Regions from separate parts of the Homo sapiens genome. Here all the other regions are linked to region 2. A link is a contact called in ENCODE Hi-C data. All regions are on one chromosome and are shown on one strand. Each heading gives the region's core, a stretch centred on a gene start or an enhancer-like site at or near the end of the contact. The rest is flanking DNA. Distances are from core to core; before and after follow the strand shown. Region 1 holds the start of KIF4A (kinesin family member 4A). Region 2 holds the start of PIN4 (peptidylprolyl cis/trans isomerase, NIMA-interacting 4). Region 3 holds the start of DLG3-AS1 (DLG3 antisense RNA 1).

What was found. Hi-C counts contacts between places; a loop is a spot of excess contacts on that map. Pooled maps may share reads with other maps.
Region 1: a loop to region 2 is called in a pooled map, with 9 times the contacts of the local background. The contact joins the promoter of KIF4A here to the promoter of PIN4 in region 2. A Hi-C loop is called at or near these places in 5 of 50 pooled maps.
Region 3: a loop to region 2 is called in a pooled map, with 6 times the contacts of the local background. The contact joins the promoter of DLG3-AS1 here to the promoter of PIN4 in region 2. A Hi-C loop is called at or near these places in 1 of 37 single-sample maps with no recorded cell type and 4 of 50 pooled maps.

What each region holds. Positions count from the first base shown.
Region 1 is chrX:70,288,496-70,291,943 of GRCh38, forward strand. KIF4A (kinesin family member 4A) reads left to right here and starts at 1,609. Exons shown (of 31, transcript NM_012310.5): 1 at 1,609-1,655; 2 at 1,943-2,083; 3 at 2,196-2,310. The coding sequence starts at 1,964. PDZD11 (PDZ domain containing 11) reads right to left here and starts at 1,432. Exons shown (of 7, transcript NM_016484.5): 1 at 1,365-1,432; 2 at 760-859; 3 at 1-18. The coding sequence starts at 846. RefSeq lists a silencer at 1,410-1,589.
Region 2 is chrX:72,179,470-72,183,162 of GRCh38, forward strand. PIN4 (peptidylprolyl cis/trans isomerase, NIMA-interacting 4) reads left to right here and starts at 2,288. Exons shown (of 4, transcript NM_006223.4): 1 at 2,288-2,359. The coding sequence starts at 2,317. RefSeq lists an enhancer at 2,328-2,547.
Region 3 is chrX:70,454,042-70,457,490 of GRCh38, forward strand. It overlaps DLG3-AS1 (DLG3 antisense RNA 1), which reads right to left and starts at 1,953. Exons shown (of 2, transcript NR_109801.1): 1 at 1,904-1,953. DLG3 (discs large MAGUK scaffold protein 3) reads left to right here. Exons shown (of 19, transcript NM_021120.4): 9 at 173-275. RefSeq lists silencers at 737-1,163, 901-1,130.

The sequences.
Region 1 (3,448 bases), core at 359-2,858, 1.9 Mb before region 2:
GTCCGGGTGGTGTACCCTCTGCAAGACACAGCAACCCCAGAAATTTTACCAGTCTTACTTCACACCTACCTTCATCTGAAACACTAATGAATTACCCTGAAGTCAGGAAAAGGAAAGGTCATAGACTTAATTTAAGTAGAACAGATAACACAGACTAAATGAGTAGATGGATAGCACTGGGGCAGCCCAGTAGCTCCCCATTTCTTCACCTTTTTTTTTTTTTTTTGAGATGGAGTTTTGCTCTTGTTGCCCAGGCTGGAGTGCAATGGCTCAATCTCAGCTCACCGCAACCTCTGCCTCCCAGGTTCAAGCAATTCTCCCGCCTCAGCCTCCCTAGTAGCTGGGATTACAGGCATGTGCCACCACGCCCGGCTAATTTTGTATTTTTAGTAGAGACGCGGTTTCTCCATGTTGGTCAGGCTGGTCTCGAACTCCCAACCTCAGGTGATCCGCCTGTTTCGGCCTCCCAAAGTGCTGGGATTACAGGCATGAGCCACCGCGCTGAACCTCTTAACAGTATGGAAATGAAGGCTCCAAATTTCCAGAATTAACCGGTGTGAACAGACCCTAGCAGGAGGCTTCCATAAAGAAGTTCCCAATGGGTCCTGTTGCTCAGAATCCAGCTTCTGGGTCCTCTGGCTACAAGTGCTAAGATTCACTCTCCGTTTCGCCTTCTAACCCTGCTATCCTACCTTTCATGCATCATCTCATGCCCACGGGGAAAAAAATCTCCTACTCAGGAATACAGATGGTTCCCACCTCATGAGGAGGAATCCATGCTGGAGGATTCTCATAGGCAGGCAAGAAAACCACCGGGTAGTCATCATAAGGAATCCGGCTGTCCATCTCGGGCAAGGCCCTGGAAGAGTGAATCAGAACAGACAAAAAGTGGTTCAAAAGGGAGAGCAGCCCAGCAAGTTTCAGACAGCAGCTCCAACCCATTCCAAGGCAGTCAGTCTACAGGCCCAGCCCATATCTAGGTGTTAAGGTTGGAGGAGAGAAGGAAGACAGAAGAAAACTCTTAACTTAGCTAAACATCTTCTGGATGCCAAGCAACCTGTCAGGTACTCTAGAAAGAGGACCTCATTTTTCACAATCCTGCAAAACAGATGTTACCGTCTCAAACCTGGAGAAGAGGAAATCAGGGTCGAGTCTAAAAAGATCTACTTTCGAAGCCCAAGGGAGTGTTAACTATCCGCAGGGACTCGGGGCAAGGCACCGCCCCACATTTCCTAGATGTGATTAGTAATGGTAGGGTCCTTAGATCGACCCTTCCTTCACCTGACCAGCCACCTCCCACGTCCCCGCCCCACATTCTGCCTGAGACCCGCACTCTCAGCCGCATAAACGCCGCACCACCTCACCAGTGGGCAGTCCACAGCGACCTCAGACTCCGCTCACTGACAATTCAGTCTGGGAACCGGAAGCGGATGCTCCGCAGGGTCGAAAAGAGGCCGGGCCAGGGTGCAACGAGCTGACCCTCCCCTTCCCACCGCGCCGGCCTGCGCGCGCCGACGTGCGCGCTCCGCCCTCGGGCAGTCCGCACTGCAATTGGTTGGCGTCTCCGGGACGGATTTGAAACTTGGCGGTTAAAGCTCCGGCTGGGACAGGGCGGCGGGAGGCCCAGGGAGAACGGGGAAGGGACATTTAGTTTGGTGAGTTACGGGGGCACACCTTAGCTCAGAACCTGTTTTTACCCAGTACCCTAGGGCTTTGGTTCTTTGTCGCCGTCCCCGTTGGAGTTTTTTCTTTGCCTTTCAGAAGCCCGTGCACTCTCTTTAGAGTGCAGGGCTGACGGGCGGTCCAGCCCTGGCCAAGTCATGGAGCGTGAATCTCCCAAGTCAGTGTTCCCGCTGAGGAGGGTCGGAACCGGGGAGGACGCCCTCCCACCCCTGCTGACCTACTAACATTCATCAGCGAGCCTTCTTTTTCCCCCTCGCAGAGACGGTGCTGAGATAGGATCATGAAGGAAGAGGTGAAGGGAATTCCCGTAAGAGTGGCGCTGCGTTGTCGCCCTCTGGTCCCCAAAGAGATTAGCGAGGGCTGCCAGATGTGCCTTTCCTTCGTGCCCGGAGAGCCTCAGGTGCGTAGCAGAGTCCAGAGCCTGTGTCTGAACAGCTGGGGCCAAATGGTAACGAGGGGTGTGGTCTTGCCTTTCATTTTTAACCTTACGCCTTGTCCCGTGCCTTCTCTAGGTGGTGGTTGGTACAGATAAATCCTTCACCTACGATTTTGTATTTGATCCCTCTACTGAACAGGAAGAAGTCTTCAATACAGCAGTAGCGCCACTCATAAAAGGTGTATTTAAAGGTAAGGCGATTTGATTCCTCGAACGTAACATATATATTCCTTGAGCATATACTATGTGCCAAGCACTGTGCTTGGGCACTGCAAATACAGGAATCGATGAATCATGATTCCTGCCTTCAAGAAGCCCTTAGCCTAATAACATTTGTCAACGTCTCTGTACCCTTGAAGCTAGTTTTATTCTGTATTTGCTTTATGTGGTTCTGTTCATCTTTGACTTGTATATGTTTGTTTATCCTGGAACTTCATTAGATTATAAACTCTGTGGTGGTTGCTGATGGTGATAAGTGTGCCAACCTACTTGAGGCCCAGGCACTGCAAAGCTTGTTGAGGGATTCAGGTGATAAATAATATAGCTTCGAGGCCCTGAAGGAGTTCAAAGTCCAGGGGATAGGAATGGAGATAGATGACTACATAAATAATTTTGAATATATAAAAATTTTTAAATTTTTTGTACCTATCTTTTAGAAGAAAAATTTTTCAAGTTAAAAATATACAACAGAGTCAGTCCTATGGAAGTAGTAGCTCTGCTCTCATACAAAGTGGTATGAAAAACAAAAGGATGGCTCTAACTCTGCTTGGGGAATTTGGGGTGAATTTCACAGAGTGGGAAAACTTTGAGATGGGTCTTGAATAATGAGTATACTTCTTTTAGGTGGAGAAGGGGAGTGCCTAAAGCCTCTGAATACTATCACCAGTTAATAATCTTTACTGGGGAAGCTAAGTCTTTAATGCTGTTGAGGACCATAGCAGGGTTCTAAAGAAGGGAGCAGTGCCTGAGAGATGTCTAATTATTATTCTAATACAGTGGTTATTCAAGATTCAAAACAGAGGTTCGTTTAAAAGAAGTAGAATCATGGCATGCTAGTGCCTTAAAGTTGAAAGAGACATTTGTATATCATCTAGTTTGTTTTTCATCCAAAGAAAAATGCGTTCTAACAATATCTGTTAGGTGAACTGCCAGTGTCTAAAATTTTTTTGACAGGGAACTCACTGACTCACAGGTAGTCCAGTTGAGATTTGGGTTTTGGACAAGTCTAATTATGTTATAAAGATCTTTATAATGAGATGAAATTTGCTTCCTGGTAATTTCTACCCAGTGATGTTAGTTCATTCCTTTAGAAGCCTTCTTCTAGGCAAC
Region 2 (3,693 bases), core at 1,038-3,537:
AGATGTGCCCAGCGGCTCATTGGGGATGGGCCATGATGACAATGGCGGTTTTGTGGAATAGAAAGGCGGGAAGGGTGGGGAAAAAATTGAGAAATCAGATGGTTGCCGGGTCTGTGTGGATAGAAGTAGACATGGGAGACTTTTCATTTTGTTCTGTACTAAGAAAAATTCTTCTGCCTTGGGATCCTGTTGATCTGTGACCTTATCCCCAACCCTGTGCTCTCTGAAACATGTGCTGTGTCCACTCAGGGTTAAATGGATTAAGGGCGGTGCAAGATGTGCTTTGTTAAACAGATGCTTGAAGGCAGCATGCTCGTTAAGAGTCATCACCACTCCCTAATCTTAAGTACCCAGGGACACAAACACTGCGGAAGGCCGCAGGGTCCTCTGCCTAGGAAAACCAGAGACCTTTGTTCACTTGTTTATCTGCTGACCTTCCCTCCACTATTGTCCTATGACCCTGCCAAATCCCCCTCTGCGAGAAACACCCAAGAATGATCAATAAAAAAAAAAAATAAAAAATAAAAAATAAAAAAAAAAAAAAAAGAAAGAAAAATCAAAAGTAAATGTTCCTCTTGGGCCTCTTGGCCATAGATAACCTGATGAACACAAGGCTACGCTGTCATCGTCAACACCCAATCCCAACTCCCCCGCCCCTCCATCTCGCAGCCGAACTTGGAGAATTAGTACAGGTGCGGGATCCACTTCAGAAGTGGCAGAGCAATGATCCCCTCACCACTAGATGTGTCCTCCGCAGTTGATCACTCCCAATCCGAAAACAAGGAGTGCCCAAAATGTGTCCAGAATTTAAAGCAGCCAAACATAAGAGGGCTCCATGTTATGTCTTGAGTAGGGAATGAGCACAGTCTCAGAAACACCTGATTCCCTGGTATGAGCATGAAGCATCTCCAGGTCCAGCAAGGCTGCATCCAAAAACTAAACTCTGAGCTGGAAGACCTCTATATTCTGGCTGGTAGTGGCAAGCTAGGACAGCTCTCTCATGGACTGGAGGAAACGCCCTGACATATCATATACAAATTATTGATGGTGGGAGGGATTGTAAGGGGAGAAAAAGTGTGTGGGCACAAATTCAAAAATCATTTATCTTAGGCAAACATTATTAATATGAGCAAGCCATCATTTTATGTGCTTTACAGATATGAACTTGTTTAATTCTCTTAACACCTGATAGGATAATAGTAGGTACTATTATCATCAACTCCATTTCACAGATGATGAAACTGAGCCAAAGAGAGGTGAAGTAACTTCCTCAAGGTCATGGAGCTAGTAGACAGATGTGGAGCAGGGATTTGAAACTGGGCAATCTGGCTCCAGAATCCATGCTTTTACTACACTATGCTGCACCATTATGGAAATTTTGGAAAATACACAGAAACAAACACGATGACCTGTATGCACTAGCACCACTGGCCACATCTTGCTCTATAGCTTTCCTCTCCTTTATATTCATATAACATACAATACATTACATATACTTCTTTTACAAGGAATCATATTCTTTATCTTGGTCTTAAAAACATTTCCCCTATCTGTACACACAGCCTTACAATCGTTATTTTGAATGTTGTATAATATCTTCTTGTGTGGCTAAAACATTATTTAAGCAGTACCCGACTGAGGAGCACTCAGACTGCTTCCAATGTTTCTCCATGACTGAGCTCTGCAAGACGCAAAAAGGTGACAGGCTTTTTTAAAAACTACCTTTTGAACCTAATTAGCTACAACTGCAGAATAAAATTAACAAACGAAAAACTGCCAGGGAGGGCAGCCCTGTGTGTAGGAGGAGACAGCGGAAGTTGGCCGCCACCACAGTACTCCTGCTTCCCTTTGTCTGGCGGCCCCGCGGGATTGGCCAGAGCTGGCGCCGAGGGACTGCAGAGCCACCCACCCCCGTGGCTCCTACTGCGCACGCGTGAAAAAAGCCAGGTTGAGGGGAACGGGGGAGCTTCGGGCGTAGAGTGTGGGGAGTGGGGGATCTGGTGCAAATTAGGGTGCGTGAAAGAAGTCACAAAAAGCGCAGAGGCCAGGCTTCCCGCCCTAATCCGGCCTTTGTCTCCGCCCCTCTGCCTTTGTTTCGGCCCAAGCGTCTTATTGGTCAGACATCTTCAGCCCCATTGGTCCAAGAGCCAAAGGACGGGGTCTGCCCCAAGCTGTGCCTGCTTCCGGAGCCGCAATAAGAACGGTCAATTGAGATGCGGCTTTCAGGCATTTGTTTAGGACATGCCCATGGCGGGGCTTCTAAAGGGGCTTGTACGGCAACTGGAGCGGTTCAGCGTTCAACAACAAGCTTCCAAGATGCCGCCCAAAGGAAAAAGTGGTTCTGGAAAAGCGGGGAAAGGTAGAGCGGCCAGAGCGATCAAGGAGAATGGGGGCGGGTGAGGAGCGAAGGGAGGGAACAGACAGTCCATCTCCGGAGTCCGGGACGGACGCAGCAGGTAGCCAGTGGCCCCACAGTGCTGCCATCGATTACATCTGTAGGAATACATTGGGCTACGGTTCAGGGACCGTCCTAGTGGGTAATGGAATCTGATGGGGATAGTTCCTCGGAGGCGATGACTTAGGGCTGCTATTTCAAGGGGTTATTAGAGCTCTAAAATTGGGTCTTATCAAAAGCCAGCAATAGGAAGTACACATTGGTTATGGTCCTTAAAGTTCACTTTAATGCTTACAGAATGACATGCCCACCATCGGGGAAGGAATCATTCATCCATTGAACAGAAATGTGTCAGGCAGAGTGCTAAGCGCTGAGGATACACAAATAAGACAGAAGGCTGGGCGCGGTGGCTCACGCCTATAATCCCAGCACTTTGGGAGGCCGAGGGAGGATGGATCACGAGGTCAGGAGTTCGAGACCAGCTTGGCCAACATGGCGAAACCCCGTCTCTACTAAAAATACAAAAATTCGCCAGGCGTGGTGGTGGTGCGCGCCCGTAATCCCAGCTACTCGGGAGGCTGAGGCAGGAGAATCGCTTGAACTCGGGAGGCAGAGGTTGCAATGAACCGAGATCGCGCCACTGCACTCCAGCCTGGGCGACAGAGCGAGCCTCTGTCTCAAAAAAAAAAAAGAGATTTTGGCCTTAAGGAGCTCCCGAAGTAGTGAGGAAGATAAAGGCTTAGTGATCATAAAGCACTGTACTAAATGTAGTGTTGAGGGATGTGTATGGGATATAATAGAAATTGAGGGAAGTCCTTCATTTAGCTGGGGAACAGGGAACGGAAGACTTCCTGGAGATGAATTAGGCAGGTCAAGATGTGCATTGAGGGTAGGTTAAAGCATTCCTTACTTGGGGTCCAGCAGCAAAAGCACTGAGGTGAGAAACAGCATGATGTGTGCAGCGTAGTGTTGCTGGAGCAAAAACTCAAGGCAGAATGGCAAGTGGTGAGAATGAAAACAGAAACAAAGACGAGATCATGGAGAGTGCTATATATTCTGCTAAGAAGGACAGTTAAGGATCAGAAAGACCTGTAAGGAGATTGTTGTGGTAGTCTTGGTGAGAGATGATGGTGGACTGACCTAAGGGAGTGGCTGTGGGAACTGAGAAAAGAGAAAAGATTCTGTAAATATTAGGATGTGAAATAGTCAAGACTTGGTGATTTATTGGGTTGGGGAGGGGTGGTGAGGGAGGATCAACGATCATTCTGTTTTCTGGATTGGATTTCTAACCTGTTGCT
Region 3 (3,449 bases), core at 703-3,202, 1.7 Mb before region 2:
ACACTAGAGATGTCGTATCCTTTAGGCCTTGTTTTAGGGGCAAGGTTGGAATATTGGGAAAGGCATCTAAACAGGCTTAGGGGTGGGGTACCCATCTCCCTCTCCTAACTGCTAATGCAGAGGACCCTCTTTCTTGCTTTTGGGGTGGCTCACAGCTTCTCTCTTTGGACAGGTGAATGGAGTGAATCTGAGGAATGCAACTCATGAGCAGGCTGCAGCTGCTCTGAAACGGGCCGGCCAGTCAGTCACCATTGTGGCCCAGTACAGACCTGAAGGTAGGAGAAGGGAAGGTGGGAAGAGATGATGTGGGGGAGTTAGACTTATATTATGTGTTGGCTTTTTGCCATCCTAGGTAACAAAGCCACTTGACCAGGTCCCTTCTACCTAGAGCAGTAACCTCTTCCTCTCTCCTTTTCCTGCTGGGTAGGGGTTGGTTTGGGCGGCTTGAAAGCATCAATTAAGGCTGTGCTCAGAGCCTGCTGATGTGGGCTGCAGTGCAGGAGAAGGCCAGTAGTGGGCAGCAGCCTACTGGAAGCAGCATCCAAAGATTAGGGCGACTGGAAAAAGGGGAGGGGGCGGAGGGCCCACAGGAGAAGACTGGGAACTGTGTGCCCTGGAAGAGGAGAGCAGCTCTTGGTTAGAAGGACCTCAGGTAGAAGAGATCCGACCTCTTAAGAGATCTTGGGCCAAACCTCTGTGACCCCCACTCCCCTCCCCTCATCAAGATGACCGTGAAAGACCCATAAACGCGCTGAAAAGGTGATACTATGCCCTTGGGATAGGCCAACTGGAGTCGACTCCCTCCCCTCCGGGGGGCCTTCTTTGTATTCTCAGTGAGCAGTCCTTGGCTGGGGCGAATGGGCGGGGCTGGTCATGCAAATAAAGGCGTTTGATTGGCTGGGGCCAACCGAGGCCCAGGTGCCGAGGTGAGCCGCGGGAAGGCGCGCCCTAGCCTGCGGGCCAGTGGAGTGGCCATTGGCCGGCTGAGGGCGGCCTCCAGCCGCATGCCCCGCCCCCTGACCCAGGAGGAGGGCGGCAGGCGCCCCTCCTTCCCCCCATCGCGCGCCTCAGGCGTCTCCTCCTCCTCCCTCCTTCCCCCTCCTCTCTCCTCCCCTCCTCCCGCGCGCCCCGCTTTGTGTCCGTGGTCTCCCGCGCGGGACGGAGGGACTGGCCGGAGCTGGCGCTTTCTCAGCACTAGATCTGGACTCCGACCCGGCGCCAGGTGAGGTGGGGCGGACGGGGGTCAGGCCCCCTCGCAGTCCCCCCTAACCTCTCTACGGCTCTGTTCTCAGCCTCTTTTCCAACACTGCGTGCCCCAATTCTGCCCTCTCCCTCGAATGCCTTCGTTGCGTGCCCCCAGGCTCCTTCTGAGACCCTCCTCAGGGCCCCTCGGAGCGCCGCGCGGGGCTCAGCGCCCCCTCACCCTACACTGGGCCCAGTCTGGCCTTCACCTCTTAGCCATCACCTCTCCCCCACAGCGAGCTGTGCCCCCTTCTCACCCCAGGGCCTCTGTCCTGCCTCAGCCCCCTTCCTGCTGGCTGCTGCGCCCCCAAGCAGCTCCCTAATCCCTTGCCCTAGAGGAATTTTCTAAATCTTCCCCTCCCCCGACACCCATTTCTCCACCCAACCTGTCCACCTCTGAGAACAGCCGCGACCGGCTTGGTATTCTGCCCCCTCCCTTTTGTTTGCAAGGGATTCGTACCATTCCCGACTTCTTTCGCCTCCTCCTCCCCTTTGTCCCCTAGGGCTGCAGCGCCTGGGCTCCTGGGACACCTAGGCCCTGTGGGCCGATTACTAAGGTGGAAGGGACCGACCTCTCCCTGGCAGGTGCTCTATTTCCGCGATGAGAGGGGGAGAGGCTGGGAGCCCCGTCGCCAAGCCGAAAGGGATGGAAAGCGCCTACCTTTGTCCTTTCCGTTCCCCTCCCCCCATGCTCCTTCAGTGCCTCAAGATCCTGAAGGGAAAGAAGAGAGAGCCTGCGACCTTTTCCACGAGGCTCTTCTGATCGAGGACAGAAGTGCAGGGAGGTAACTCACAGGAGAGAGAGCTTGTTGGTCTGAGGTAATGAGAAAGAGGGATGCAAATGGACACTTTGAGTCATTTCTCTCCTTGTTTGGTTTTCAGCTTACTGATCAGGAACGCACCTTAGGGATATTGTTTTTTTATGATTTATGTGTGTGCTGTTCGCTTTCCAGTACAGAGCTAACCGTCTGATTTTTATTAGCAACTAATATTTGTGCATTTCATGCCCACAACTTAGACAACACAGGTTCTGCAAAGGAAATGGTTTTTCTTGCGTATTTGTGTGTGTATGTTGTAGGAGAAATTGATGTTTCTTTCGGTTTTGCTCTCTGATGTTGGGCACATGGAAACAATACTGTGAATTGTGTGTGGTGGGGGTATGCTGGATACTAGTGACTACATATTTCTATGACTTGTTAGGGGAATGCAACTGGCTTGCATAAAAAGCTGCAGGTTGTCCAGGGTAAGGGGATTCCTGCAGTGTTTATTGCTCTCTGAGCATATTTCTGAGAGTTTATAATGTAGGTTGAGGTGCTGTTTTATGCTAGTTCTTTCTACTACTTGCCAAATAAGGCCTTTCTTCTCTTAGGATTTAGGTGAACCACTGTTGTTAAGGCTCTGCCACCCCAATCAATCTTACTTCCTCCTTTGGTTTGGTAAATCCAGCAAGTCCCCAACATGCAAAAGCTTTTTTTTTTTTCCCCTTTTGAAAACAGATCCCTGGAGACTGGTCCAGAGGGACTGTCAAGCATTCTGTGTTGGGCTCTAAATTTTCTTTGGTAAAGTGCTAGTTTTTAAAAATAAGGACTCCATGTTGATCAATTTATAAACAAGTGTGGTTCTTCAGAGGATTACATCACGGTGGGTATTTACAAAATGAATAATCCAAATACATGTATGTTGGTTGGCAAGAGACCTTGCATGTGATTGGCCAAGTAAGTGTTCATTACTTGAATTTTTTTTTCTTCACGTGAATGTGAGAGCTGGAAAGGATCAAGTGGTCCAATTCTTCATTGTGCATACTGAAACAATGACAAGAGAGCCAAGATATAACTTGTCTAAGAAGGGAAAGTTGCTGAAGGTCAGCATCAGAGGGTCAGCAAATCAGCTTAATCCTGAGGTCTACCAGTTGGGACAGACCATGCTTGTGAACACCTGAGGGACCTAACACCTAGTTAAAAGTGGAGGAGCAACAGGAAGGATACTGGGGAATTAACAGAGGACAGACTAGGAAGAGTGTAAGGGAAAGAAAGATGGATGTGGAGGGGAAGGTTAGAGTGATCTCCATGGTGGCCTCTGAGGCACCTTTGCCAAACCAGTGCAGCCTTTAGCATGAGAGATTTAAAAAATAGGTTTGACTAATAGAACAATCAGAGTAAGACAATTTGTCTCCTTTTTAAAATGGTGTTATTGAGAGGTAAGTCATT